2 separate regions of the Homo sapiens genome follow, and region 2 is linked to region 1. Evidence: read pairs that join two places in POLR2A ChIA-PET (ENCODE). Cell type or tissue: GM12878. All regions are shown on one strand. Each heading gives the region's core, and the rest is flanking DNA. Links, peaks and the distances in the headings are about the cores only. Region 1 overlaps TMTC1 (transmembrane O-mannosyltransferase targeting cadherins 1). Region 2 overlaps TMTC1 (transmembrane O-mannosyltransferase targeting cadherins 1).

Region 1 (15,296 bases), core at 6,517-11,516:
TGAATAATATTTCATTGTATGTAATGTAGGGGCAGAAAAACTCCACCACCATCCACTTAGGGTCACGCTTCTGTTCACTAATTAAGTTGAGATAAGATAAGTAGGAGAAAACATGCACATTTATGTAATACAAGTTTTACATGTCACAGATGCCCTCATAAAGAATTAAAGAGTCAAAGAAGCAGTTGAAGTCCATTATTTATAAGCTGGATTGGACAAAGAATAGTAAATAGTGAAGGTACAACTAAATTATGTGGGGAAGCTTAGAAGATAAGAGTTACTTTAACAAGGTCTGCACATGATTCTCTCTGGTTATATTTCTCATCCTTGAGGATAAGGAAGCTGCGTCTTTTTGGTATGGGGAGGGCATCTTTCACATGGGAATTGCATTTTCTGTTTTAAGAAATAACAAGAAGGTCAAAGTGATCTTTTTGCACCTGCTGTTTTTCAAATGTTATGAACTTATATTCAAGTAATTTAAGTAAATATGCCAGAATATTTTAATACCTTTAGCATATACCACAGTTTGCTTATCCATTTATTCATTGATGGACATTCAATGTTTTCCTACTTTCGATGGTTTTTTTTTTTTTTTTTGGACTACTAAAAATAATGCTACTGTACATATTTGTGTACAAGTTTCTTTGTGGATATATGTTTTCATTTCTCTATAGCATATAACTAGGAGTGGATTGCTGAGTCATAAAGTAATTAAGTTTTCAACTTTTTGAAGCACTGACAAACTTCCGTAGTGGCTGTACCATGTTGCATTCCCTCCAGCAATGTACAAGAGCTCCTATTTCTCTACATCCCAACCAACACTTGTTATTTATCTTTTGTTATTTTAATTAAAGCTATCCTACTGAGTCTGAAGAGGTGACTTATTGTGGTTGTGATTTGCATTTCCTTAATGATCAATGAAGTTGAGCATCCTTTCATATGTTTATTGGCCATCCTTATATCTTCTCTGGAGAAATGTCTATTTAGGTCTTTGCCCATTTTTTAATTGGATTGTCTTTTTTGTTGTTGAGTTGTAAAGAATTATTTATATATTCAGGATATTAAACCCCTAAAAGATATTTGATTTGCAAATACTGTCTCTCATTCCGTAGGTTGGCCTTTTACATTCCTGATAATGTCCTTTGATGCACAAAAGTTTTTATTTTTTATTTTTTATTTTTTTTGAGATGGAGTTTCGCTCTTGTTACCTAGGCTGGAGTGCAATGGCGCAATCTCGGCTCACTGCAACTCCGCCTCCCGGGCTCAAGCAATTCTCCTGCCTCAGCCTCCCGAGTAGCTGAGATTACAGGCACCCACCACCACGCCCAGCTAATTTTTTGTATTTTTAGTAGAGATGTGGTTTCACTGTGTTGGCCAGGCTGGTCTCGAACTCCAGACCTCAAGTGATCCACCTGCCATGGCCTCCCAAAGTGCTGGGATTACAGGCATGAGCCACCATGCCTGACCAAAAGTTTTTAATTTTTGTGAAGTCCAATTTAGCTATGTTTTTCTTTTTCTATCATGCTCTTATTGTCAAATCTAAAAATACATGGCCAAATCCAAGGTCATGAAGATTTATGACTGTTTTCTTCTAAGAGTTTTGTGGTTTTAGCTCTTATATTTAGGTCATTGATTCATTTTTGAGTTAATCTTTGGGTGTGCAGTGAAGTAGGGATCCAACTTCATTCTTTTGCATGTGCTTATCCAGTTTTCTCTGCATCGTTTTTTGAAGAGGGTATTCTTTCTCCCTAAACACCTTATTTTAAAGTAACCATCTGATACATCTTTTTGTAAATGAATTTTATAAAGCAAGGATCATGTAAATAACCATCCTTAAGAAACTCTGGCATGCCAATTAGTTACATAAACTTGAGCTCAAATTTCACCTTGTTAGTAAGGTCTACTTTAACCATCCTATTTAAAATGTAGTCATATACTCTCTACTCCTTTCTTTATCTCCCTTTTACTTTTTAACTCCCTTCACTTAAACTTCAAGTTCTAAAATACTATATAGTTTGGTTATTTTACTTAATGCCTATTTCTGCCAACCAGAGCATGAGCCCCATGGGGACAAATATTTTTTGCTGTCTTGTTCACTGCCATACTTCTATCACTAAGAACTTGCCCCACTCAATATTTATTACCTAAATTTTATTTATTTATTATCTAAATTTGCCACTCAGTATCTATTATCTAAATGAATAAAACTGCAAAAAGTTAGCAATTCTGTTCAAATAGATTTTAGTCTAGAGAATCTTTTCTTGTAAGACATATATCTAAAGGCTTGAAAAGCACTGTGCTCAACAGCCGCATGAAATATTTAGGGGTGAATATGAGGTTTGTTTTATTATCTGACCTTAGCTCATGGATTGGTGTGCCTGCTCTATTGTAACTGATCTGCAGGAGCACATATAGTGGAGCCTGAATGGGTATGTCAGAAAGGGTTTTTCTTGACTTTCTCCCAGCTAATTAAGGGGACTGGTGATTCCCCACAGGCTGTCATCTCGGTCAAGTGTGTTAAACATAAGCTCTCATGATGGCAGTAGACCCTGCACACAGGCAAGTCTTGGCCCTCCCCAGAGTGTCTTTGATAACATGATGAATGAATGGAAACTTCCTCTGTGAAAGGCTGTTGATCCTTTTCTTTCAGGGAGTTTGTTTCAAAATCACTTTAATGCATCCTAAAAACTTAGCAGAACATTCCAGCTGTGGGGATAGTTAAGATTGAGCTCTTCTGTAGTGGCTTTCATCTTGAACATTCTTTGCAACCGTTTAACTAGAGCCTCTGGCAATTCTTGGCCACTTACACTCTCCAGGTTTTCTTCTTTCAGAGGTTGGAGACAGAGCTTTGCTCATGTTTTTGTGGCCTGGTTTCACTTTTCTTGATCTGCTTACACACCAGAAGGGAGATAGGAATCAGGCCTTACAGTCAGGTTCTCCTACTAGTTAGTAACCTCTCGAAGTGGGAATAATCCTGTTTTGTGTGTGTGTGATGATGAACTTCTAAGGACATGATGGTAAGGGCTTTGAATCTGAGGCAGTAAACAGGAGGATTAAACTTTTATGAACATAGAGGTCATGCTTTATGGACATTGTTCTGTGTTAAAAAGAAACAATAGATGAAATGTTTATAATAATGTCAGCAGAATAAGCACAGGTCGGTCCACCTGGAATATTTCCAAACGAGTTGTGTACTGAATCAGCAAGTATCGAGCTGAAATTATTTTATAATCCCTGATTATATCCATAAATTTTGAGATAGTGAAGCTATATATTACCAAGAAAAAAATACTGAATAAACAAGCGTATGCAGTGAGTCCAGAGATTCATGGAAAGATCTTTCATTTTCACCTTTGATTGATTCTCAATCATAGAAAACAACCTTGGCTTATATTGAAAGGAGAATATGTTCTTTGTAGCTTCACTACTTTTTCCTCTGTCCTTGTCTTAATATTGATTGAGTGCCTTTTGGTTGCTGTGATTAGCACAGTGAACAAAATGAAAGTCCCACCTGCATGGAGCTTACAGTTAAACACTTAAAATATGTCTTGATTTGTCAAATATTAGGTGATGCGAAGAGGTCAGGGCTGGCCTCACAGATAAGGTGACATTAGAGCAGAGACATGAAGGAAGTGCAAGGGTGAGCCATGTGGCTGTTTGGGGAAGAGCATTCCAAGAGCAGGGAAAGCCAGTGCCAAGTCCCTGAGGCAGGAAAGTACTAGACCCATCACAGACAGTAAGGAGGCTGAGATGGCTGGAGCCAAGTGGGCTGGGTACAGCCATATGAGTTGACATCAGTGTGATTAAGGAGCGAGTGTGTGCGATACTGTGTGTGATACCTTGAGCACACACAGTATCAAACCTCTATCTTTTTAAGCCTTCGCCTACTTTCCTTTCCCTTGCCATACTTCTTCCACCTGACCTCTGGCTCTGTTTTGTTTAGTTTTCTTCTTGGTGGGCCCAAGCCAGCGGAGGAAATAAGACTAGAGAAAGGAATTCAGGTCCTTGCTGGGCGCAGTGGCTCACGCCTGTAATCCCAGCACTTTGGGAGGCCAAGGAGGGTGGATCACTTGAGGTCAGGAGTTTGAAGCCAGCCTGGCCAATATGGTGAAACCCTGTCTTTACTAAAAATATAAAAAGTAGCTGGGCGTGATGGTGGGTGCATGTAATCCCAGATACTCAGGAGGCTGAGGCAGGAGAATCACTTGAACCTGGGAGGTAGAAGTTGCAGTGAGCCGAGATTGTGCCACTGTGCTCCAGCCAGGGCAACAGAGACTCCATCTCAAAAAACAAAAACAAAAACAAGACAGAGAATCCAGGTCTTTTAGCTGCTTCTGTGTGTGTCCATGGAGTGCAGGAGGTGGGGACTGAAGGAAAAGGACAGCTTTAGAGTCACTAGAGATTTGTAAGACATGCATATCTTGCTTTTAATTTAATTTAATTTAATTTAATTTAATTTATTTATTTATTTTTGAGCCGGAGTCTTGCTCTGTCGTCCAGGCTAGAGTGCAGTGGCACAATCTTGGCTCACTGCAACCTCCGTCTCCCGGGTTCAAGCGATTCTCCTGTCTCAGCCTCCTGAGTAGATGGAATTACAGGTGACCGCCATTGCGCCTGGCTAATTTTTGTATTTTCAGTAGAGACAGGGTTTCGCCAAGTTGGCCAGGCTTGTCTCAAACTCCTGACCTTGTGATCCACCCGCCTCGGCCTCCCAAAGTGTTGGGATTACAGGCATGAGCCACAGCTCCTGGCCTCTTTTACTAATATTAACCAGTTTTGTTGCATCATTTTGGGCAAGATATATGCTTATAATCTTTGTTTCTTCTCCAATTTACCAAAAACCTTCTTCTTGCTTCCTATTTCATCATCAACCAGGACACCAGATAGGTGGAGGTGGGAGCATACTCTTTCCTAATGCATTTGTATTTTACTTATTTGCATTTTATTAACATTTCAGTAATTAACTTTATAAAACTACAAATTAAGGCATGTAAGACAAATTAAGTCATGTAAAACAGTAGGTGTGTCATCTGTCAAAACCAATCCCCACAGCCTGCTCTTCATAGGCCTCTGTTGAATATCTGTTCCTCTACATTTTTATAACTATGCAAAACAAAAACAAATTCTTTCTTTTTTAGAAGTAAGTTAAGTTAGACACCATTACACATTGCAGACTATTCCAGGCCACTTCCATCTCTAGTTGAACTGTTTCTATGGGTAAGCAACTCAAAGAGTAGATGTTTTACTTTTGACAAGATCTTGTCCAGAATTGAGTGGGAGAGGCAGAATACAGAATCTAAATGCTCCTTTCTCTAGAAATAACCACACAATGAATTTAGAGATTGTTTCTAGTTTGTCTTATTTTCAGGGCATACGAAATTTAAGACCTCATGGAGTAGTTTATTATTTATCACGGAAGAGCTCAGTTGGCATCTTTGAGAATTTAAGAGTAGAATTTATCTCGTTCTGTGCCTCTCCTTCATCTCCTCCTTCTACTCACACACCATTCATTCTCTAGAAAGGCATTTGAATTTATATTACATAATGTAGAGAACAATCTAGAAATTTCTTATTGGATCGAATTGTTTTTAACAATGAATTTTAAAGTGAACTAATGTGCTCTGACCCTTTGTGATGAGGGTAATCACTCTGTGGGAATGCATGTACAGTTAAAGGATATTTAAGCCACAAAGGCTGAATATTCCATTCTTTTCTATGAATAGTGAGTGTGTATGCCCCAGGAGAACCACGGCTGAAAATGCACTTGAGTTTTTCTTTATGGCTCTTATAGACTTTATGTCAGACTGTTGACTTGCAATAAAAAGTGACATATATCAGGAAAGTAGCCAGTCTAATTTGGATTATTTAGAGCAGTTAATACTATTAGTCAGTCCTATTCTTTATAGTTCCCAATTTCCTGTGTTCTCTAATGTGGTTTCCCTGCATTACAGAGGAAACACCATTAAATTATATTTAAGAGTAATTTATTTGGTATTGGTTCTTTATTACATTCTCACAGAGTGTCTTGAGATTTTAAGGTATTTTTATACCTTTTATAATCTTGTAGCATACTTGTAAAAGAAAAACATGAGAGAAAAAGAGGTGGGCTACTGATACCTGACTTTCTTAATAATAGCCTCAGTCATGAGATGTCTTTTGAGAATGAACATTGGGCAGTGGAAGTCCTGTCTCTCCCCTCCCTTCACCTCATAGGTATGGGTTTGAGGGGTTTGGTTTTTATTTGTTTTTTAAATTTTTAGTAGGGTGATAGTTTAGCAACCAACACAAATCACAGGCTGTGGCACCGAGCCCCAGAAAACAAGCCAAATTTTCATGTCCATGTGGGGAAAAATCTGCAACCTGACTGGTAGAGGTGACGACCAGCAACAACTTGGTGGAAATGGAGGGTAGGGGTGGGGTAGGGCTAATGCAGCTCCTCACTCAGGGAGGGCCTTCTCATCTCAGGGATCTCCCTTCATGCCTGTTCTCATCCTCACTTTGGATTTACCTCCATGCTGGTCCATGTCACAGACCCCATCAACCTACTCACCACAACACCACACAGAGCTGATAAACAGAGAATGTCAGCCTGTGAGCTCTCTTTAAATAAAATTCCCACACATCTCAACAAGAAGGTAAGATCAAAACGAAAGCCACTATTGGAAAGTGATTATTTGCATATTGGCATCCTCACCTCATTCCAAAAAGGACTTGGAGAAGCTTATGGGAATAAACACAATACGGTAGGATAGACCAAGAAATGGCAAACTTTTTTTAAAAAAAGAACAAGGTAGTAAATATTTAGAGCTTTGCTGCCCATGCAGTCTTTCACAACTATTCAGTTTCATCATTGTCACATACATTTTTCATTCCCTGGGGTACAACATTGTACTACCATAGATCCATATGGTTGAACTGAACACACTTGCTGATTTCTGGAAATTATTTTGCATTTAGCTCAGCCAAATAATAGGTTATGGTATTATGGCACAAGGATCACTAAATTCCAGAATAGCAGTTATAAACCTGGTAAAATAAGCATCATGTTTTAATATACTGAATGGTAAAATAAAATTGAACTTGGGGAATGAAGGTTGCATTTAATAGTGAATGGCTCTATGCCAACACGGATTTTTCTTTTTTCCTCTGGCCTACATTCCTCTTTTCAGTTCCCATTCTTTGCAAACAGCACATTCTCTATTCTTTTTGTAACCTCAATTCATGAAAATCCTCTTCGTGCTATTATAGATCCAATCTTTCTAGCCCATTTACAACCCATCCATCTTGTTCTGCCTGGAGACCACTGCAGTATTCGATAGATGGACCCTGATGATGCCTTGCCACGGTCCTTCTGACCCCGACCACCAGTGCCATGAGAGTAGCCATTGTATGAGATGCTGTTCTGTCTGAGACTTGACCAGCCCAGTTGATGCAGCCTCTTCTCCCTGCTCTCAGCTGGCTTCTCCACCTGCCACCTTTTTCCTGTGCTGATAATGTTCTGCTATGTGGGTCACAGTTTTCCAGCTCAGTAGTTTTAGTCAACTTTGGCCCATAGGCCATGCTCCAAAGCTGAGATTTTCCTTCATATCATCTTTCTGATGAGAGTTTGAAAATGAGCTCACCACTTCATTTGATGCAGTGTTAGAAAATAGAGAAGTTGGATCTGTACCTCATTATAAAATGGAACATATTTAAAGATCCATTGTACTGACCTTCCCACATACTTTTATGTCATTGCTTTACCATATGTGATACATACTGTATCAGACTTATGATTGTCATTCGATTTCATTTGTTAGTCTCACATGAAATTCAATAATTAATTTAGTTCACTTTAAATTTACCACCAACTTCAAGTGGAAGCCAGTCCCCTCTGTGTTGGGGGTAGCTCCTGCATGCATGTTGAGTTGTGTTGCCCAGATTCCAGATTGAGAGTCCCAAGGCTGGGGGGAGGGAAGGCTGTGGAGGGGAGTGATCAGCACTGAGCTGAGTCTGAGGCCAGACTCTGCCACTGCATAGCTGTGTGGGCCCCTCTCTGATCTTCCCTGCACCAACTGTGGTTGGACCAGGGCAAGCCACATGAAACACTCAGTATGGAGGCTGACACATGAGGAGCCCTGTGTTGTTCCAGCATCATGAAATTCTCACAGCTTAAACCCAGGAGTACAATGAGGGATCCTGTCTCCATTTTGTAGAAATATCAGCCTTTATTAAAAGAAATCCAATTGACTGCCTTTTCTTGAGTCGATGTATTTCAAAGTCCAGGCATGCTTCCATGACCAGAATCTATGTTTGATATTACTATTGCTTATAAAAGTTAATGCTCTCCTCCCCACCTCCCTTCATCCTTTACCTTGAGTGACAGGGAGCTTCTTTAACTTCTTGACATAAGAGGTAATAGTAGTAACACACTTTTAAGTGCAGGTTTTAAGTGCAGAAGCATAGTTCGGGAAGGTAGTATGTTCAAATGTAACAGAAGGGCAGAATATAACATAAAATCACTCTGTTAAGACTGAACGTTTATCAAGGGGAAGGAAGAATGGGAAATTTAGTGACTTATTTACAAATGGCTATTGCAACTATCACCTAAAGCTCCAGACTTTAGAAAGATTATGGATGGCTTTAGTGGTATTTGAAAATTTTGTGAAAATAGTCAGGATTTAAGAAAAAAATCATTTTTGTTGTTGCTGTTCATAAAACATCATGCTACCATCGCTGGATTTCTCCATTCCCCTCAGTATCAGGGGTTGGAACAACGTGGACACTAGAAATGCAACCCTTTGTTCAGCAGCTACCTGAAAATCAGTGGCCCTTGAGCAGTCTTACCAAGACCTGCCTTTTTGTCAATTATTAATATGTCACCTGTAAAATTATTCTCCTTGTTCTGGAGCTGAAACTTTTACAAATCCTCTTTCCTCGTGTCATGTGGAATATACCATTCAGTTGTACCTGGAGTGCTCTGCTTGGCTTTTGATCTAGGCCTGGCAAAAGTTTTACACATCGCTAAATCATTTGTCTTTTTCTTTGCCTTCACAGGCAATTACATTTTTACAAGTCACACTATTTAATAAGAAAATGACTTACCTACCCCTCTTTTATTTACCCCCCAGTTGGAAGACTCACTGAGTTTATTAGTGAGTCTTAGATAGTGGTATAATGGAAAAAGAAGTTATCAGACATCACTAACAGCTTTAGTTTTTTTTTCCCCTGATTTGTATGCTTTGTGATTCTCAGTGAGATTTCATAGTCTATATTATTACTCAGAGCAAGTGCCACCTTTTGAGAAGGAATCTTAATTTTTACATTTGTTATTTCTCATAATGATTCATATTTTCATAAAAACAGCTCATTAACACTTAGCAGACAATGCTTCTGATTGTTTTTAAACTGTGACAAATGTCAGAAGATATTTTTGTAACATCTAGAACCGTTCTGTCCTTTCCATTTCCATCTAGAACCTGAAATTTCTATTTAAAGGAGCACACCATTTTCCATCTTGTTCTGAGAAAACCCTGATATATGTAATTAGGAGTCCCAGAGATAAAAGCAGCTAAAACAAGTCCCTCTAGACAAAAAGCCTACTGGAAACACAGAGGAGACTGTAGTGATTGACTGTCAGATTCTTTAGGTGATTAGCTGTAAGTGCAGTGCCCAAGGAGCCTATAAAGGGAGTGCAAGGGTGATAAATACAACCCTGGGAAGAATCATCCCTCCATCAAAAAAAAAAAAATCTAAAATTCCTTATTTTTACATGTACATTGCCTAAGGAGGAAGCATAGAATATTAGAAAGAAAACAAGTTTGTAATATGAGCTTTAATGTTTATATGTCTACATTATTACATAGCAGAAACATTGGTGAGTATTAAAAAATTTATTTTTCACCTGTAATATAATAAAAATAAGTGAAATAATATATGTAGGACCTAGGGTTGTTCAAGAAGGAAAGTGTCATCTATATACATGCATCTCCACACTGTAGTATCAAATTCAACATTCTGAAATTTAACTTTTGACTTTACCCATTCAGTGTGTTGCCTCAATAGCATTTTTCATCTCAGTGCATTCTGCTAGTTGCCTGAGCCAAAATTTGGGGGATTTCCTTTTTTCTCTTTCTCTGTCTCAAATTTCATATCTCATCCATCAAGAGAATTCTGTCAACCATATTTTCAAAATGCATCTAGACACTGACAGCTTCTCACCACCTTCACTGCTTTTACCCTGTCCAAGCCACCGTCATCTCTCATTTGGATTATTGCCATAGCCTTCTAACCGATCTCCCTGCTTCTACCCTTGCGCCAAGGTCCAGTCTATTCCTCAACACAGTGGTCAGGGTGATTACTTTAAAATGTAAGTCAGATCATGCCCTTCTTGTATTTATAATCTTCTGGTGGCTCCTTATTTCTCTGACAACAATAGTCATCACCTTTATAATGGCCTGACAGGTTCTACATGTGCTGGTCCCATCCAACCCCCACTCCATTATCTCCCTTGCTACTTCCTGAACTCATTTTCTACTATGAAATAAGTATTGTTCATCTCCTCCAAGTCTTGCTTGATTGCCACCTTCTCAGTGCAGCCTACCATTGTGTTTAGAATTGCTCTCCATTTCTTGTCCACCTTAATCTGTGTATTACAGATACCCCTTACCAGCCTCACTGACTCACTTTCTCGTGGTCTCTTTCTCTCTTTTCCTCTCTGGAAAGGCAGGGTTTTTATCTCTCTCTCTCTCTCTCTCTCTCTCTCTCTCTGTTGTCTGTTTTGCTTACTGATGTTTTCCCAAGAGCCTAGACTAGTACCTGGAAAATACAAAAGAGATGGGAGTGATTGATTGCTAAATTCTTTAAGTGTTTGCTTCTAAGTAAGTACAGTGCCCAAAGAGACTATCTTTTTAGATGGCAATGAAACATATCTGTTGAACGAATGAATAATCAATGACCAGGTTTTTCCAAGAGAACCATTGATGAGGATGGGAAATTTTTCAAGAGTGCTTTGACAAAGCACGTAAACTGGGGTGGAGGTGTCTGATGGTTCCCTTCGTCATCTGCCTGCTCCTTGTACTTTGTGTCTCTTGTAGGCAGAGGCATGACTAATTGCATGACTAACTGGAGTGAGCCGTCACATACCCAGTGGTGTGATGGAAATGGAAAATGATCTTAAAAACTGACAAAGTTTTTTGAAACAAGCAGAAGAAATATGTAGGGAATATGTAGGTATAGGACAGTGCATTTGGAGAGGAAAAACATAGTGGTAAACAGTAAGATAAAACATTAGAGATTTAATTGACCACTCATTGGTTCAAACAATATTAAGAGTATAGAGAATAAAGTTATAAGACGACCCAGGGTGCCTTGAAGAGCTTGGTTTTCTCCATTTCCATTGCATCCACCCCACCCATGAGAATGTTATCTCTATAAACACTGATATGGTTTAACGATGCCAAGAAGCCTTCCTGTGCTTAGGATTTATCTCAGCTGGAGCCACCACTATGCAGATAGATGGCTTAACAAAGTTCTCTAAATGTATAGTGATTTTTAGTGTAGAAAATGGCCATCAGTTATTCTTCATCTCTACAAAGGGCTGAACAGCAGAAAATGTTTTTTTTTTTTTTTTTTTTTGAGACCAAGTTTTGCTCTTGTTGCCCAGGCTGGAGTGCAAATGACATGATCTCAGCTCACTGCAACCTCCGCCTCCCGGATTCAAGCGATTCTCCTGCCTCAGCCTCCTGAGTAGCTGGGATTACAGGCGTCCACCACCATGCCTGGCTAATTTTTGTATTTTTAGTAGAGACGGAGTTTCACCATGTTGGTCAGGCCTTGAACTCTTGACCTCAGGTGATCCACCTGCTTCGGCCTCCCAAAGTGCTGGGATTACAGGTGTGAGCCACCGCCTCTGGCCCCAGAAAATGTATTTCAACTGTAGCGTGATGGCTATAGTTGAGATCAGTGAAATTGTGTTTGCCAGAGAGCGCGTTGATTTTTGGGGAGTAGGTTATAGAAACTCCTGAAGTGAGAACTTTTCTTAATTTCATTCTGCTAGAGCAGTTTGTACCAGCATTTCTCAAAATATGTCACAGCATCATACAGACCATTAAGTAAGGTTACTCTAAATAAAGATTCTACAGTTGTGCATTTCACAAGCACTAGGTTTCAAAAAGTTAAACATATTTCTTTACTGGGGGGCTTCACAAAGCCTTTATGTTGCTCTAAGCCTTGTGAGTTTCCAAAAGGGGCGTATCATGAATGGCATTCCTCAAACTTATTTGAATTTGGAACCCCTTTTTAGGGACTTCTTGTGGATAAATGTTCTTGCAACGTGCTTTGGGAAGTATCAACTTTGATATACAAAGGTGCCTGGGTCACTGGACCTTGAGAGTTCATTTTTGGGCAATGTTTAAACATTTCCTTGCTTGCCTTCTTTGTACCTCCAAAAACAACCGCCACCACAGCATCAACAAAAACATTTTCATATTATTACCTTTTTAGCAATACCACCTGAAAAAGGATTCCTTTGAAACCATTCCTTTTATAGTTTTCAACAAGGCAACAGTAACCTAAGACCTTGAAACCAATTATATTTTTCATTCTATGGAGGCTGTAATTAGAAATGTGTATATAGATGTTTGATACAACAGTGTCTGTGACTGCTGGGAGTCCTGATGGATGAGGGACCCTGCAAGGCCATTCATGAAATGTTACAGTTTGGGGAGGCAAGTTTCACCTAGAAGAGCTCATTCATTGGTATATTATTAATAAGTGGCAGTTTCCAAAGCAAGACCAAAGTAGCACCATATATATCTCTCTACAGGTATTTTTTTCTTTTAACTGGAATAAGTTAAAAATTTGTATCTTCACCTGCTTAACATGATTTAAAAGAAGGCACTCGAGGGAGTTTTCTTGGCCTTCTCTAAGTAGAAAGTGAGATGTGGCTGCCTCAAGACATTGTTACATGCACCTCAGCGGGAACCTTTCATGGAAGGTTCTTACAGGAGAGCTGGAGGACAGAGAAAAGACTTCCTGGAGCTTCCTGAGAAGCCAGTGTGTGACTGCTAAAAAATGGCTGCACTTTTAACAGAACTTCTTCTCAGACTTGCTCTCATTTTTGTATCCCATCTGGTTTTAATTGCCACAGGCCACCAGTATTTACAAAAGAACCTGGCAACTTTAAATGGCCAAATTGGCCCTGTTCGCTTATAACCCAGGACTCTGGCATTTGGTATGAAAAAGTGATTAATTGGAAAGAACATTTAGGAATGGCAGCTTCCCTGACATTGGCTGGAAAATTCTCTCCATTCCAGTCCACCACAGTTCCTTCTGATTTGGGTGACTTCGGCCAGTGAACCCTATTTTTCTGCCTGTTACAGATTTTGGTCCTCACAATGACAATGTCTTCACTTGGGGAGTAATTTATTGCCAAGGCTTGTTGAAGAAACAAGTTTGTTCTCTGTTTCTTTGTCTAAAACATTTTATTTTCTACTCCCTTGTAAGACTTTTCCAAGAAAAATATAACTCCCAACTAGTGACTATTGGATTAAGTTCTTACTTTTATCTGTATGTCAAGCCTCATATAGATCATATAAACCTTCTTGTCTTTTATATACACTTGAGATATTTGAGCTGTTGTGCTTTGGTGAAAATCAGTCTTTTTATGCATGCATCTCCCATGCTCTGAAATGATGAAGATAGGTGTGTGCATGTCTGAACTCAGAAAATTACAAGCATTTGATACCATTTCCAAACATAGGGACCTTTGTTTCCATCCTTTGCTACATTTCATTAGTCCATTAAATTCACCCTTTTAAGCCATGGCAGTTAGGCTGTTTGAAAACACAGTTCAAGGTGAAGGAAGAGCGTTATTCCATCATGTCAATTATTTGTGTAAAGAGCCTTTTAACCATCTTTGTGGAAACAAAATGATCCATCAGGATTTTGTGACCATATGTTTCAGAAGTAGGGATGTGGGTCTTGTCCAATGAGATGCAACATGTTTTGATTATAAAAGATATTTTGATTTTGGGTGAGTACATTGACAGATAACAGGAATCAAATCTACCATGAATAGTAATTCCTCTAGAAGTTCAATCATGGAAGCAAATCTCACCTTTTTTTCCTCTTTTACCTCTTAAGAGTTACTACACTTCTTGTTATATTCATGTGTAGTATCCTTAAAGTAAGCCAAACATATCTCCGTAGTTTGATAAAGTAGGATGGATGATTATCTTTTGGAAGTGCTACTCTAAAACATTTAGATCTTCACTAGGAGAGTGAAACTGTGTGAACTTTTTTATGGTTCTTTCTCCTTATTAATTTTAGATTATAGAACAAAGGGACTGTCTTCTGTATGACAATTCCAAGTGGATAGATGAATCATGCATTTTGGTGAGTGTGACTTGCTTTGTGAAAAAGTAAAACATTTTGTCACTTTCTTAACAGAAAAGAAGTGATCATCCTGCTTTGGAAGACTTTGCCCGAGGGATGTCTTCCTAACAGAAACATTTGAGCTATAGTCATAGGTAGAAGACCGCTTCTCCCAGGCATGGATATTTCCTATTTTCGTAGGAACAAAATGGTTTATGAAAATGTATCTGATTTATCCTTTTCCTTTTTTCTTCCATTTCATCAAAGCTAGATTCATTCTTGGCTTTATTGCATGTTTAAATCCATCTTGGTTCTTAATTGAATCCTTAGAGAGGGAATAAAATGATTAAGCGCTCCTATCTCTCTTCCACACTAGGTCCCCTTATTAAGTTAGAGTTCTTGACCTAGGATTCTGTGGCATTACTTGTGCCACAGTCATCTCCATTTTGCCAATCAAAGCTGGATATGGTAAGCATGATGCTTCAAAGCCCTGACACCTATGCAGCTGGCTGTCTCTCTCCACCCCCTCCTCAGACAGGTTCCCAGCACATGGCTGAGCTTTTGCCCAGATGTTCTCTCTTGATTCTCACAGGCACCCATCTAGTGCACCTCAGGCCACAGCCTCCCACTGAAGTCATGGGTGTCAGGTGGGGGTCCTAGGTGTACCTCACTCAAGCCCCCCTTTCTCCTGAGTCACTCCACTAGGTTAGATCTCAATGCACATGGACACATATCTCTTAGAGCAGCATCACTCTTCTGATTTTCCAAATCCATCTGCCTGTGTAAATACTGTGACAGATATGTTACAAGATTCAGTGATGATCACAGTGTTACATTCCTGAAAAATTCATCATAAACAGTGGAATATTATAGAAAGAAGCTTAGAACAATAACAAGTTAAGAATGTGTGTAGATTTAAATTTAGAAGGCCTTTGACCCAC
Region 2 (15,296 bases), core at 5,766-10,765, 74 kb after region 1:
TTATGTGACCTTGGCTCAGGCCATGGCAGAGCCAGGATTGAATCCCTACCCTTGAACTCCTTTTCCTGTTCACTTTCCATTACCCACGTGCCCAAATAGCTTTCCAATCCAAACATTACATAATATTAGACTGTTTAATGGCATGCAATTGCCTTTTGGGAGAAAGGACCACCCTGCATCTCTCTTAAAGAAACAGCAAATTTGATTTCCATCACCCTGAAGTTATGTTGCTAAGTAACAGAGAGAGATGACCCAGAAAATAGCACTTAGATAACTGAGCTTTATTTCTGCTTACCTTAATACATTTCTGAGCCATAGCAATGGGTCAAAGGCAAGAAGAGGATAAAAACACTTTCAATTTGATTTGACTTAATCTGTTTTACTATTTATTCACTTTAAGATGTACACAATATTGATTTCTCCATTGAGTTAACTTTTGAGTTATTGAGTTAACTTTAAAAAATTGTATCCTTCTTTATAACCTGGAACTTAATGCTCATTCTGAGAATCCAAGTTATCTCTTTAGATGTGAACAGTTTATATTTGATAATCCCTGAGAGGAAGCACTATCATTATTCCTGTTTGATTAATAAGGAAACTAAGATTTGGAGAAAATAAGTAACATGCCAAAGTCCTTTAGTAAGGAAATAGAAGACACAGAATGGAACCTAGACCTGCTCTAGCCCTTCTGCCCCTAACCACCGCACTCTACTGCCTCCTTGTGGCCCACCTGAAAACTGGGCTACAGCCTGCAGCATCACTGCCCAGTAGAAATGAGAGCCATACATGTAATTTACATTTTTTTAGGTAGCCAGATTTTAAAACATTTTAAAAAGTGAAATTATTTTTAATAATATTTATTTAACCCTAATGTATTCAAATTATTTTAGCATGTGATTAATATTAAAACATAATTTTTAAAATTTAATGTGAGAAATTGAAAATATTACTGAGATGGTGTGCATTCTTTTTTTTTTAAATGAAATATTTGGAATGCAATGTGTGCTTTACACTTACAGCACATCTCAGGACAGCCATATTTCAAGTGTTCAGTAGCCACATGTAATTTGTGGCTACTATATTGTACAACACAGATGTTTATTAATAACCTTGACTTCGAAAGAAATATGAGTCTTTGTCCAGGCCAGAAGCTCTAAATAAGACGTGACTCTATCAGAGCATCCAAGGCAATCTTATAGCAACTCATTTGAATTCTTGGAATTATATGACAGACGGCTTCAGACCCATTCATAGCAGCAGACTTCACTGAGTGTTATCCAAATATATCTGGCCCCTTTTATGACCATTTCACTGGACTTTGCAGCTAATATGTCATGATGCTGTGCAGCACATTTACAGTGTGAGAGGTTGATAAGAAGCAGCTTTCCATGCCAGCATTCTTAATTTATATTAATTCTTGTTGGCTTTGGTTAGAATTTAAAATGTCAAAAAAAAAAAAAAAAGAAGAAAGAAAATAGGCAAGATTAGCATGAACTTTTTATGGATGAACAGAGCGGAAGTCCCTGATGGCTCAACAGAATATAATAGAATATTTAAATTCAGGATATGGGAAAAATATTTCTGTGAATGCTCTGTTAAAATAGCTGTTGGTGTTTATTACTGAAATGGAATATAAAAAGAACTTCTTGAAGAACCATGTCATACCTCCCTTATTGCCAAAACTACCTTTTGTTCACATAATAGAATATGAGTGTTAGGTAGGTATTACAATAAATCTTATAATCAAAACTCAGGGGAAAATGTAATGGAATGTCCAATAATTGAACTATATAGCAGATGAATTTGATAACAGGATATATTTGATTTACTTTAGTCTGATCCTTTAGAAAATTGAATATCTAAAAAATATTAGGAGGCAGAAATAAGGGTAACCATTATCTTTTAAGTGCTAGGGATATGTTTCCTAATACCTTTGGCACTAGCCACACAAACTTTTATTTCATAAAAAGGAAGTTGATACATTCAAGATAGTAGTTTTTCTCTACCTTTTAACTGAAGCCCCGGAGAGTAGACAATGCCAGCCACATGGATAAAGAAAACTTTTTAACACCCTTACTACCACATTAGTATACCAGCTTCAGATGAGCATTTTCTGCATCCTCCTCTTAGCATGAAATTCTATCCCCCACTCTGCACCCCTGTGGTAGTGACCTGTTCCCTCCACCTTTAGTTACTTCTAGTCCCAATCCCATTACACTTGCTCCCCTTCATCTTTGTCCAAATCATGTTTGTTTCTCTCTAGCTCTGTCTCCCTGCTCTTTTTTTTTTTTTTTTTTTTTTTTTTTTTTTTTTTTTTGAGATGGAGTCCCACTCTCTCCCCCAGGCTGGAGTGCAGTGATGCAATCTCCCTGCTCTTTTAAAGCCCAGTCCAGCATCTCATAACACCATCCTCATCCCTGCCATTTCACAACTTCTTGTACCTTCTTCCATCATCCTCAGGGACTTGAGCACCAGGGCAGTGACTCTCCATTGCTCACCAAACTATGCTGCGCTCTTCAGCAAGAAGATCCATCACCAAGTTCCTGTGCTTCTGTCCCTTCAGGGCCCCCCATTTATGCTCTACCTTAGCATTTACCAACATGGCCTGGCCACTGGCTTTTTAATTATGCAGACTTTGTCATTCTCTAGCATTTGAACTCCGAAATGCTCCTCTTTGAGCTTAAACTCTTACCTCTGTCCTCCCTTCCCTTTTCCCCACTCTCTCATTCCCGCTGACACTTTAAAGGGATCATGATTATGACCTGCCACCTCCTCGCTCCTCTGTCTGCTCAGTTGCCTTCTATTAAGACCTAAGCATCAGCATAGCTTCCGTGACAGGTGCTATTCTCCTGCTCCCTCTTTCCTGCCGGCCCTGCACTTGATCACTGTTAGAACCTCTCTTCTCCCTGATTTTTGCATTCATAATTTATAACCCTATCTCTAATTTATCTGATGTATTTCAGTAATGCACGTGACATCAACTTAGACTCTTTCACACTTTTACCAACATTTACCTGCCTGACAAGGCCAACCCAAGTTACTTCACTACCTGTATTTTGCTTTCCCTAGACCAATATTTCTCAATTTTTTTTTTCATTATCATACTCACCTCTTTTAAGGAGCTTTTTTAGATATTTTTTCTTATCAGCTTTCTCCCCAATTAAACACTCAAGAATAAGATTTGTTACATAGGATTGAGCTTGGAAAGACCCAAAACCATTGTAATGTCTATGATTATTTTTCACCACCATCATCCCCACCCCAAGAAACAATTTTCACTCCTGTAGAGAATGTAGGACTCTAGACTGTCATCCAATCTATCAAATGATAGAGGAAAAAAATACAAATCTGAGTTGAATGGGATCCCTACATGGAAAACAAAACCATGATTAGGGGTAAGAGCTGTTGAAAATTCATTCCTTATGGTCTTTTATGTTATCTCCTGTTTCCCTAATGCATACATCCTCTGTTCCCCTCCTCAGTGCCCTGTACACACACCCAGAAGACAACCTCATCCCTTACTTTTACTTAGAATATTCAGGTCATTCAAGGTGAAATATTACAGTTTCCTTTCTTTCTATCTCAAAATTTCCTGCATGTTCGTAGACTCCTGCTTGCTTTGCTCTCCCATAGAAGAAAGCCTTATTAATATCTTGCCTCCTTCATGAGGCTAGTGTTTATACCTGTGTTTGTGTGTTTTTTTTTAAATTGAGGCATAACTAACATGTATTAAAATGCACAAATCTTAAGTCTTCAGTGCAATGAGTTTTGACAATTTTATGTGCTCTTATAATTATTCCCAAAATAACGTAGACAATTTCCATCACCCCAGAAAGACCTTCCATACCTCCTTCCAGTAAGTTTCCACCTCCCCTGAGGCAATCACTGTTCTGATTTTATTTTTTTTACGATAAGTTAGTTTGGCCTAGAACTTTATTTTAAAGTGATAATTTGGTATGTATTTTTGGCATCTGGATATTTTCATTTAGCACAATTTTTTAGTCTTATCCATGTTGTTACATATTACTTTTTATTGCTGAGTAGTATTCTATTGAAATTAATCTTAGATAATTTGTTTATCCATTTACTGTGGGTGGATACTTGTTTGTTTACAGGTATGGGTTATTACGAATAAAGCTGTTGTGAATATTCACTTCCCAATCTTTGTATGTTCATTTTTCTTGGGTAAATATATATTTATTTATATAAATAATATATAAATATATAACATATAATATATAATATATAATTTATATATTTAATTTAATTTATATATTTAATTTATTTAAATATGTCATACATATTATATATTATTTACATATTATATAATATGTAAATAAATATATTAATAATTATATATTGTATATTAATTTTATATAATTTATATATTTATATATTATATATTTTAGATAAGTGATATAATCAAGCAATATATAACCTTTATACTTATATATTTATATGTAATATATAAATATATAAATATAGGTGTAGAATTTGGGTGTTTCTTTAATGTTTTCAGAAATTACTGTATTAGTCTGTTCTCATATTGCTAATAAAGACATACCTGAGACTGGGTAATTTATGAAGAAAAAGAGGTTTAATGGATTCACAGTTTCACATGGTTGGGGAGGCCTCACCATTATGGTGCAAGGTGAAGCAGGAGCAAAGACACATCTTACATGGCAGCAGGCAAGAGAGTGTGTGCAGGGGAACTGTACTTTATAAAACCATCAGATCTCCATGAGACTTATTCACTATCAGGGCAACAACATGGGGAAAACCTGCCCCCATGATCCAATTACTTCCCACCGGGTCCCTCTCACAACATGTGGGGATTATGGGAGCTGCAATTCAAGATGAGATTTGGGTGGGGACACAGCCAAACCATATCAATTGACAAACAGTTCTCCAAAATAATTGTGCCATTTTTCACTCCATCAGCAATGGGGAAAGATTCATTTGCTCCATATCCTTTTGAACATTTGGTGCTGTGTTTTAGCCATTAGTGGTCATTAATGTAGAATCCACATGTGTTCCTGATTCTATTTCTCTCCTCTTCTATTACCACAGGCTCTCTCTTAGGTCTTCAAATTCTCTCCAGTCCACAACTTCAGCATGCCCCAGATCCCCCTAGGGAATCTTTCTCAGTTGAGGCGCTCCCTCCAGTTGTTGTCTTCACTCTTTGCTTTTGATCAAATTGGCAAGAAGAATGGTTAGCGCCTGGTGCTTCTCCTTTGCACCTGTTCACACAGCTGTCTAGTGCATTCACTGCTCTGCCAGCTTTTACTCCCTTAGTTTCTCTGCAGTGAAGAATATGACACTGTTGATCTCCTTCTGATTTTGAAGCTCTTTATTTCATTGCTTCTATCACAGTGCATTATTTTGCTCTTCCAAATCCAACATCTGCTCTTCTTCGACCCTTCCTATAAATTTAGGGACAGCTAAGAAATTCACTTCATATCCATTGCGTACACACATAGAGTCCAAATGTCTTAGCATTCAGGGCTTTCCATAATCCTGCCACTTTCCTCCTTATTCTTCACTCCTCTCCCATATTGTGTAAACCCAGACCCCAGCCAGATTGGCCATTTGTCAATGTATGAGAAATACTAACCTGCCAGGTTACATTTTAGAGACTGTGACTGAGGTTTTAAATAGAGAACTTTCCTAGTTCATTTAAAATGTGGTTTCATTTACATTTTTATCATTTCATGGTCAGTGGCTGTCCAAAATTAAGTTACTGGGAAATAACGAGAATGTCTATGTACTTACTCAAGATTTGGCAGTTGTTTGTATGTAAACAGATTGCTAATGATTAAACTATTTTTGTGAGTCCCTCTCCCCTACTGCAACTCCACTCATTTATACTGTGATTACTAATGAGTTGAGGTTGCGTTGTTTTAAATCCATCATGTGCTTTGCAAGGAATCTTCTCTCAATCTTTCCTTTTCCTTTTGTAATGACTGCAGTAAACACCGCGGAGACCTGAAGACAGAGCTGCCCAGGAAGTGCTGGGTGGGAGCAAGCTTTGAGGAATCCCCTGGTTTTTGTTTACATTCTCTTGAAGGAGTTGGAATGTCATCATTTTCCTTCATTGCATAAATATTTCTAACAGAGGATAATTAAACAGGCCAGACTGCTTTGTCAAGTGCAAGAGTTTCAGTAGTCTCCCTTGTCCTGAAAATCATTTTCCCACCCCATTCACCCTTTACAATCTTTCCCGGAATCCTTTGTTATCTTGTCCCCTTGAGCTCCTGTGCTGCCTGAAAGACTTGGGATGACTCAAGATATAGGTGAAAAAGGAATAATTTTTGGAATAACTCAAGGTGAAAGAGGAATTTTTTTTTTAAGAGAAAAGGACTCACTATGTTGCCCAGGCTGGAGTTCAGTGGCTATTCACAGGTGCGATCATAGCACACAACAGCTTCAAACTTCCAAACTCCTGGGCTGAAGCGATCCTCCTGCCTCAGCCTCCCGAGTAGCTGGGACTAGTCTGATTCAATTAAAAGAATAAGAGAAATGTGGATAATCATTGAAAATTTCTTTCTGCATACATTTGTCTTACTTTAGGGTACCAAGTGCCTGAACATTTTTTCTAAAGCCCAGTAGGAGATCAACTTTACCCAGACAATTAAATTTGGCATATAGGCTGTTAGACATAATCAAAAGGCTTTTAAATCTAAAAATGCTCTGTGTAGGCCAGGAAGAGAAATAGGAAGGACAGAAAGAGGAATATGCATGTTCCACCCCTGTCTGTGGCCTGCAGGGTCTGTCCCAGGAAGCATGAAATAAGGCCCCTTCCCTTCTTGGTGACTCCTTAGCAATTCTGCCAACCTCCCTCCCATTTGTACCCTCCTGATATAGGGCCCAGTTCCCTTAGTTTGGTGTTTTCATGCCTTGCCTCTTGTCTGCCGGCCAGCATAGCAGGGCTCTCTTCCCTCAGCTTTCTGGCCACCCTCCTCCTGCAAGTGACAGGGACAACAGTAACTGGCACTTAAATGGCACTCTGCTCAGCACTTCTCATGTCTCATGAGCCTGCCCACACCAGTTGTCTAGGACAAGCCCATCACTCTCCCATTACAGACTGAGAATCACGTGAGGAGAGAGCCCAGGGCCAGGAAACTGATGCCAGTGCTTTCTGCCACATCATGCTGCCTCACTACCACCTCCTGTGTGTTCTCCTCAAGACTAGCAGCTGGGAGAGCTTAGTGAGTTTGAGTCTCAGTTCTACTGCAAAATTACATGTGACCTTGGGAAAAGGATTTTACCTTGCAGTGCCTCCAACTGCTCGTGTATAAAGTGCAAATAATACTAGTAACTACATCTTTCATGAGTACTAAATACAATAATGCGTGTAAGTCCTCAACATAGGCCCTATTACCCAATGAAGATGAAATAAGCTTTAACTATTATTAATTATCATCAGCCCAGGGACATAATTTCTCACTTTCAATTTGAAACTCAGGTCCTTGGTATAAAATATGCAATGAATCAGAAGTAGATAATGCATTTTCTACCCCTGCAGTTGAACAGCTCGGGGAAATTTAAACTTTGCTGAGGCTTAGTTTCTATCCGTGTGTGTGTGTGTGTGTGTGTGTGTGTGTGTGTGTGTGTGTGTGTGACAGAGTCTTGCTCTGTTGCCCAGACTGGAGTGCAGTGGGCTGATCTCAGCTCACTGCAACCTCCAGGTTTTAGTGATTCTCCTGCCTCAGCCTCCTGAGTAGCTGGGACTACAGGCATGAGCCACTATGCTTGGCTAATTTTTGTATTTTTAATAGAGACAGGGTTTCACCATGTTAGCCAGGCTGGTCTCGAACTCCTGACCTCAAATGATCCGTCTTCCTCAGCCTCCCAAAATGCTGGGATTATAGGCGTGAGCCATTGTGCCCGGCCTCCATCTCTTTAAAACAAAGGGTGAGAACAAGTGATCTCATAGAATTATCCAGCTGCAAGAATCTGTGGTTTTAACTACAACTACAGGTTTCTGGTCTTTTAACTGAGAAGTAAAAGAAAAAGAAGACCAGAGAAGAACTTGAAAGTCCCTTTTCTCTCCAGAGGAAGTACTTGCATTGTAATAGCATCCTGCCTCTGCTGAAAAAAAAAAACCCATCTGTGAGGCTTCTGGTAGAAATTTGAGCTGGGAATCTTGCTGGAGAGGAGAAAGGAGCAAGTGGAGTTAGCATTTATTGCCTCCTACTATGTGCCAGACACTCGGCTAAGCATATCACTCATGTTCTTTTACTCCACTCTTACAGGAACCTAGAGAGGTAGAGATTATTTAATAATAAGCACATTTCTCTTTGGCCACTGGGGCTCCTAGAGATGAAGCATCTAACACATCATTCAACTGGTGAGGGCAGAGCTGAGATTTAGACCACCCCAAGCCTGAGCCTAAACCCAGGAACACGCATTAAACTGCATCATCAAAGCATCCTTTTAGCTATGGGGCAAATGAATCCTGACTAAATTAAGTTATTCTCAGCTGCCTTCCCTTTTAGGTCCCTACCTGGGAGCATTGTTTTACACTTTCCCTTAATCTTGAAAGGATTTAGCATATATATTTGCATACACTTTGAAGTGAAACTGGCTTGGGACTAGTTTATCCCAGCCCGCCCCCATGCGCAGAACCAGCCCTGCAGATGCAGAGGAAGGCACAGTGGGGCAGGTGTTCCACTGCCTGGGTGCAGAGCAGTGACCTCATCTGGATGACGATAGACACCAAGAGTCGTTCCAAAGAAACAAAGGAGAGGAACTCAGGACTAACATTTCCTCAGGACCTACTCTGTGCCATCCCCAGTGTGAGGTGTGTGTGTGAGCTGCATCTCCATTTCTGCTGCCCTGTGACTCCATCTTACCATTTCTCAGTTTCCAGGTGGGAGAAGGGTAGGATGGGGGGTGGGAGGGAGGCAAGTGGCCTATTCTCTGAATGTTAACTGTTAGGCCAGTGCCACTTTTGCGCCACTCTGTCTAATGAGTTTGACTGTGAATTGACTTTTTTTTTTTTTTTTGAGATGGAGTTTTGCTTCTGTTGCCCAGGCTGGAGTGCAGTGGCATGATCTCAGCTCACTGCAACCTCTGCCTCTGGGTTCAAGTGATTCTCCTGCCTCAGCCTCCCGAGTAGCTGGGATTACAGGCGCCACCACCACGCCCAGCTAATTTTTGTATTTTTAGTAGAGATGGGGTTTCACCATGTTGGCCAGGCTGGTCTCAAACTCCTGACCTCAGGTGATCTGCCCACCTTGGCCTCCCAAAGTATTGAGATTACAGGCATGAGCCACTGCACCTGGCGAAAATATTTTTTAAAATTCTTTTAACCACATAATATGAATCTGTGTCCTCCACACAGTTCCACGTGGCTTCTGTAGAAAGTCAAGCAGAAAAATTAGGGTGAACCCCTAGTAAACTAGATGCTATATTTCCATTACATTTCCCAGGTGTGCTCAGTAAACTTGAATCTAAAGGAAGCTACATAGAATATAATCTGATTTTCTTTTCTTTCTGTACAGGAAAGATAGTAGAGCTACAGAAACATGTGTGCTCTGTAAAGATCATCTCAGTCAGACGTTTACAATTTGACTTTCACAATTCAGTTTTTTAGAAGAGCTGGTAAAGTCAGTATGCCAAAAAAAACCATGATCTTTTTCATTTGTTGGGAACATCAATTTTGAATCCAACAACAACAGACACCCCGACAAAGGAATAGTAATTAAGAGGTCTGCCCAGCATTCCAAGTTCACACTGTGGTTAATGGGAAATTTTACTGCCACCAAGAGGGTCGCCAAATCCATTTATTTCTGTTACTGGCATTTCCTACGTTCTCCCCAAATGTCAATACTTTTTCAAAGCAAGCATCTACTTTCAGTTTAAATGAATATGTCATGAGACTTTAGACAGGAATCCAAAAAGTTCTCTAAATTGACAAACTTACCCAGTACTTAATTACTAAAAGAAAAATGTGGCGAAACCTTGTTTGCTTTTGCTAAATATCTGTCACTGACATGGAGCCATGAAAGTGACACGATGCAAATGTTTTTACTTAACACACAGGAAAAACAGTCCCAATGCTGTGTAACCAAAGGGAAAATTCCCTGTGAAACTACAAGTGTTTAATGGCAAAATTCGTACATTCTAAACAAGATCTAATTTCTACTTAATGTTTCTCTTATGAAATTAATGATGATGTCACTGGTCCCAGGAACACATTCTCGGGAATTTTTTAGCCTTTTGGAAGCTCCCGGGGGAAACATGAGAGAGTTGAGTTTTGCTGCAAAATATTAGGAGATTTTTATTTTTGTTATGATGGATAACACAGGAGCTAAGACTTGGATATGCAATCAAGGATATTCACAATACAGCCCCTATGAGAGAGAAAACTGCCTCTTTTCATTGCAGTATTACCCCAGAGTTCTACTCTGCCCAACCCCATCCTGCCACATTTCCTGGTATCCAGGAGTATCTTTCATGGGGCAAATTAACCAGCCAGTGCCACCTTTCTCTTTTGGTCAGATTGTCCCAGGGAAGTCTTCTTTATCCTGTCTTTTTAGCTTTCAGCATCCTATTATATTTAGCCTCCTCTGCAGGATCAATTGATCCATGCTAAGCAGAATCACCTGAGAGGCTTAGAATCCTAATGATTCCTGGGCCCCACCAAGACCTGCTGAATCTTATCAGTCCTGGCATTCTGCACTTTACCAAACACCTGGAGAGTTTTACGCACCAGAATTTCAGAAGTGTTGATTTAAGAGAGAAGTAAAGACAAAATATTTTAGATCACGGAGGATTATTATCAGTCGTCAGCTGGTGATGCTGTTTAGCAGTTAAGGAAATTCCAGATGCTGCAGGGCAATAATATTGCCAAATTCTGGAGCAGTTTTACGCTTACCTGCACTTTTTACCTATGCAGGGATCCCCAAGAGTTCCATCAGTGCCGGTTGAACCCTCTACCAGAAGCTCTGAGAGTCCTTGTTGTTCTTGGTGTCTTTAGTATCACATGAGTTCTTAAAGGGATTCAGAGTTTTCTGTGACTCCAAAATCAAAGTGTGTCTGTGCCTGATTGGACAGGATATATACTGATGTTCGATTTTATCTATTTTTCACCAATTATGGGCTAGTTAACTCTGGCCTTTCAATATAACTCAGAGAAATGACCCATGGACTTGGTCAGTTCAGAGAAGAAAAGTTATTTTAATATTTTTCCCCTTTGAAATTGACTTGTCAATTCGGTCTAAATGGCTAAATTAATACAATGCTATGAATTTAGGTATGATAATTATTAGATTAAAAATCTATTGTGGGGCCAGGTGAGGTGGCTCATGCCTGTAATCCCAGTACTTTGGGAGGCCGAGGCAGGCGGATCACGAGGTCAAGAGATTGAGATCATCCTGGCCAACATGGTGAAACACCGTCTCTCCTAAAAATACAAAAGTTAGCTGGGCGTGGTGGTGTGTGCCTGTAATCCCAGCTACTTGGGTGACTGAGGCAGGAGAATTGCTTGAACCTGGGAGGCGGAGGTTGCAGTGAGCTGAGATTGCTCCACTGCACTCCAGCCTGGGCGACAGAGCAAGACTCTGTCTCAAAAAAAAAAAAAAAAAAAAGCAACAGTGAAAAACTATTGTGGTATCAGAAACAAAGAAAAATTTCTCTGATGTGTAACCCAAGCTTTTTATGAATGGTTTGAAATGTGGAAGGATATTATTTAGGAGAGACTATATCAAAAATGGCACATTCTCCTTGGTTTTAAAAATTAAGAAAAGAATAGGTTTCAATGGGTGATTTTTAGAAACATTAAATGAGTTAATAATAAAAGCCAAAACATAGACAGTACCTACCAAGTGCCTGAGATGCATGGGGGTCAGATAATTTGCCTAAGGAAACACAGCTAGTAAGTGGTAGATGTAGAGTGAGACGCCAGTCCTTCTGGTTTTTAAGTCTGTGCTTTTAACTACCATATAGTGGTAAGGTGGATAGGCGGCTTAGCAGTGTGCTTGGTAAGGAACAGATTTTCAAAACGTGGATGCGGTGCCTGTGATTTTCTTATGATTCTAAGTTAGGCTTGGGCTGCTTCTGTCTTCCTTAGGATCACGTCTATAATACTTAAAGAACTGTAGAAACAAAATGTAACATGGGGGAATCATATTGTCACCTTTTGTCAAATTTTATTCAAATATTGGAAAACATTTAAGGAGATTTACAAAGATCTAGAAATAAAGAGTAAAACTATGGCTTTTTGTTTGTTTGTTTGTTTTTATTTTTTTTTGAGACAGAGTCTCACTCTGTCGCCCAGGCTGGAGTGCAGTGGCGTGATCTCGGCTCACTGCAAGCTCCGCCTCCCAGGTTCACGCCATTCTCCTGCCTCAGCCTCCCAAGTAGCTGGGACTACAGGCGCCCGCCACTGTGCCTGGCTAATTTTTGTATTTTTAGTAGAGACAGGGTTTCACTATCTTGGCCAGGCTGGTCTCGAACTCCTCTGACCTCATGATCCACCTGCCTCGGCCTCCGAAAGTGCTGGGATTACATACAGGCGTGAGCCACGATGCCTGGCCAAAACTACGGTGATTTTTTTTTTTTAAACGAATGCAGCAATTATTGAATTTCTACTCTGTGCAAGTCACTTTTCTGAATTGGGGAAAAAAAAGTAACATTAGTAAGATGTAGGTCCCACCTGTGAAGGAACTTAAAACCTGGTGGTCACAGATAAATTGTATAACATTTCAGCGAGTGAACACAGAAATGCCAAGTGTGGCCTCAATGGAACGGTCTAGATTTGAAGTTCTAAATTAGAGTCCAGGTGTTATCGAAGCTGTGTGACTGGGGACAAATCACTTGAGCTCTCTAAACCTTAGTTTTCTATTCATTTGGGATGATGGTGGTCAGTATTTTTGTCTAAATCTTTGAAAGGGAGATAATTATGCCAAATTTATAATGCTGAATGAGAATTAGAGTAAATTACTTAGCATGGTCCTTGGCAGAGAGTAAATGTTTAGGAAACAACTATTGTGAAATATGCAGCTTAAAAAACTTGTCTGCATGGCACATTCACTGTTAGATGGACCTGGATCCCCCCTCGCAAGAGGCAGCAGTAGGTTCCCCACACGTGCTTCACTAGGATCTCAGAGAAGAAAAATATAGATGTCAGAATGGGGCTTCTAGGTAGCATTTTCCTACCATATTTTTCCTATGATGATAGAAAAAAAAACTGAAATATCAGAAAGGTGATACATATGTATACATATGTTCTTCGTTTTCTTAAGTGTTTTTAGGAGCTTTGAGCTGGGCAAGTCAGGGAAGGTGTCTCTGGGAACCAGAGTTGAATAGGAAGGAGAGAAGAGCCATCTGTGAAGTGGTGTGGGAAGAACACCAGGCTGAGAGGCGGAAGACCTAGGGCTAGTCCCTTGTTTTTGCTTAGGAGCAGGGCAAATCATGAAAGCACTCTGAATCTCAGTCTCTAGTACTGTAAATTGAGGTTGGAGTCTATCCATGATTCTCAAATCTGGGTGATTGTCATATTCATACGGAGGGCATCCTACTAAGAGGCCAAGCCTCAGAGCACTAAAGTCTTTTTTAAAGCACACGCAGTGATTTGTAAGGTACAGTGAAGATAATCAATGGAGTAGGTCATTGTTAGGTTCTGCAGAATAGATGCCAAAGGCCACCCAGTTTCGCTGGAGTAGCGGGTACCTGGGTATGTTTGGAATGCTAGTCAGAACCATATTGTAGAGGGTTTTAGCCTAAGAGTCTATCTGTAGGTAGTTGGACATTAATAAAGATTTTTATATATGAAAGCAGAGGTCTAGAAAAAGTTCTTCCCGTTGTCGGCACGTAATAAAAGGAGAAGAATGAGGGAACTAAAATCAGATGTGTGAACCAAGGCATTAGCAAGCGAAACTGAGTAAGTGCTGAGTAAGACTGCAATAATCCAATAGTATTGTAGGACTGATTTTTAATATGGGATAATTATCAGAGAAACGTGCTATAATACAGATATGAAAAAGGGATGCTACTAACATCAGAAACAGTTTGAAATTAAGTTTCAATCTCACATAATAATCATATTACTATATAACCAAGAAAGGTTTTATTTAGATGAATTATCTTCTCTAAGTTATTGTGTCAAAGCCACACCTATTTCATAAGCTCCCACCAAGGGGTGAGCAAGAGAGACTATAGAAGAAATATTCTCTTCATTCCTCTCCCTTTTAGAAACAATAACAAATCACCACTTATCAACTTATTGGGCTTTCTTTAAGAAGAATTTAAAAATCTCTCTCAAGGTGGCATGTGATGTCTGTTAGCCTGACCTGTTGGTGCTTAATGACACTCAGCGGCTCCCAAGCAAAAGGAGAATCCTCCAGGAGTACACAGCCAAAAAGAAATGTCTTCTCTGCCAGAGTCTTTGCATCTTGTAATACTCATATACTAAATTAATTACATGATGAGGTGTTTTTCTTAAAGTCTGTTAGTCTCTCACAGGATTTTTGGAGATGATGTTTTTTATCAAGAATCTGGGTTCTTGGTATATAATTTTGATGATAATCTTTCCATCGTGTCACATGAATGTTCATGGACAAACTCAAGCATTTAGGTTCATAGACTGTACTGAATGGTCATCTTGCTAAGCTCACATGTAAAAGGTCTAAGTTTCCATTCTAACTGATATGAGCCACGACAAAAGAAAACCATTAAGTCATTGCTATGAAGATGTTATGGGTTTTTTTTTCTCTCCTGATTTGAAGAATATCTAAGCTAAATTATATCCCAAGGGACTTAATTTTCAGCCTTAATTTTCAAAGTCCATACCTTCCTTTGGACTTTGAGAGGATTTCCAAATTAATGTTATTAAAGATTTATGCATTTTTGGAGGAAGAGTTCTGCTGACCATAAGATAATAGCCAAATTAGTGGGATACAAAAATACATTTCATTTAAAAAACATGTGCCAATGGAAGAATTACATGAAGGTATATTATAGAATAGAAACTTGAGTGTATGTAAACGTAGTGTGTGTATGGAAGTCATGGAGTCTTGTGGGTACTCTTTAAATGTCCACGAAATGAGTGAATCAATAATAAAGCACTAAGCGAGCTGTAATACAAATTAATTATAACCATGCAACTTGAAAGCCATCCCAAGGACAATCCACTTAAGGACATGGGTGTTATACCTGTTCTCAAGGATGGGACTTTGCATGAACAAGAGCCCATTAGGAGTTAGATAGACCCTAATAAGAAGAGGATAGTGCAGACCACCACCTCTCCTGAGAAACAGCTAAGTGCTTGACATATAATCGATAATGATAAA

The links. ChIA-PET counts read pairs that join two places held together with the same protein. Peaks named below come from ENCODE experiments on the same cell type or tissue, not always from the same donor. Only the 100,000 strongest peaks of a DNase experiment are listed, where the experiment ranks them.
Region 2: POLR2A ChIA-PET joins it to region 1 with 7 read pairs; 3 of 35 experiments call an interaction of 5 or more read pairs at or near these places.

What each region holds. Positions count from the first base shown.
Region 1 is chr12:29,612,990-29,628,285 of GRCh38, reverse strand. The region is part of intron 6 of TMTC1 (transmembrane O-mannosyltransferase targeting cadherins 1); the gene reads left to right. Among named protein-coding and RNA genes, the nearest start is that of OVCH1, 120 kb to the right of the region's middle. In GM12878, for the core only: no CTCF peak of the experiment used is centred there; no DNase peak of the experiment used is centred there.
Region 2 is chr12:29,537,955-29,553,250 of GRCh38, reverse strand. All of the region lies in intron 10 of TMTC1 (transmembrane O-mannosyltransferase targeting cadherins 1), which reads left to right. The region is part of intron 5 of LOC105369714 (a long non-coding RNA gene); the gene reads right to left. Among named protein-coding and RNA genes, the nearest start is that of OVCH1, 48 kb to the right of the region's middle. In GM12878, for the core only: no CTCF peak of the experiment used is centred there; a DNase peak (open chromatin) is centred at 8,012.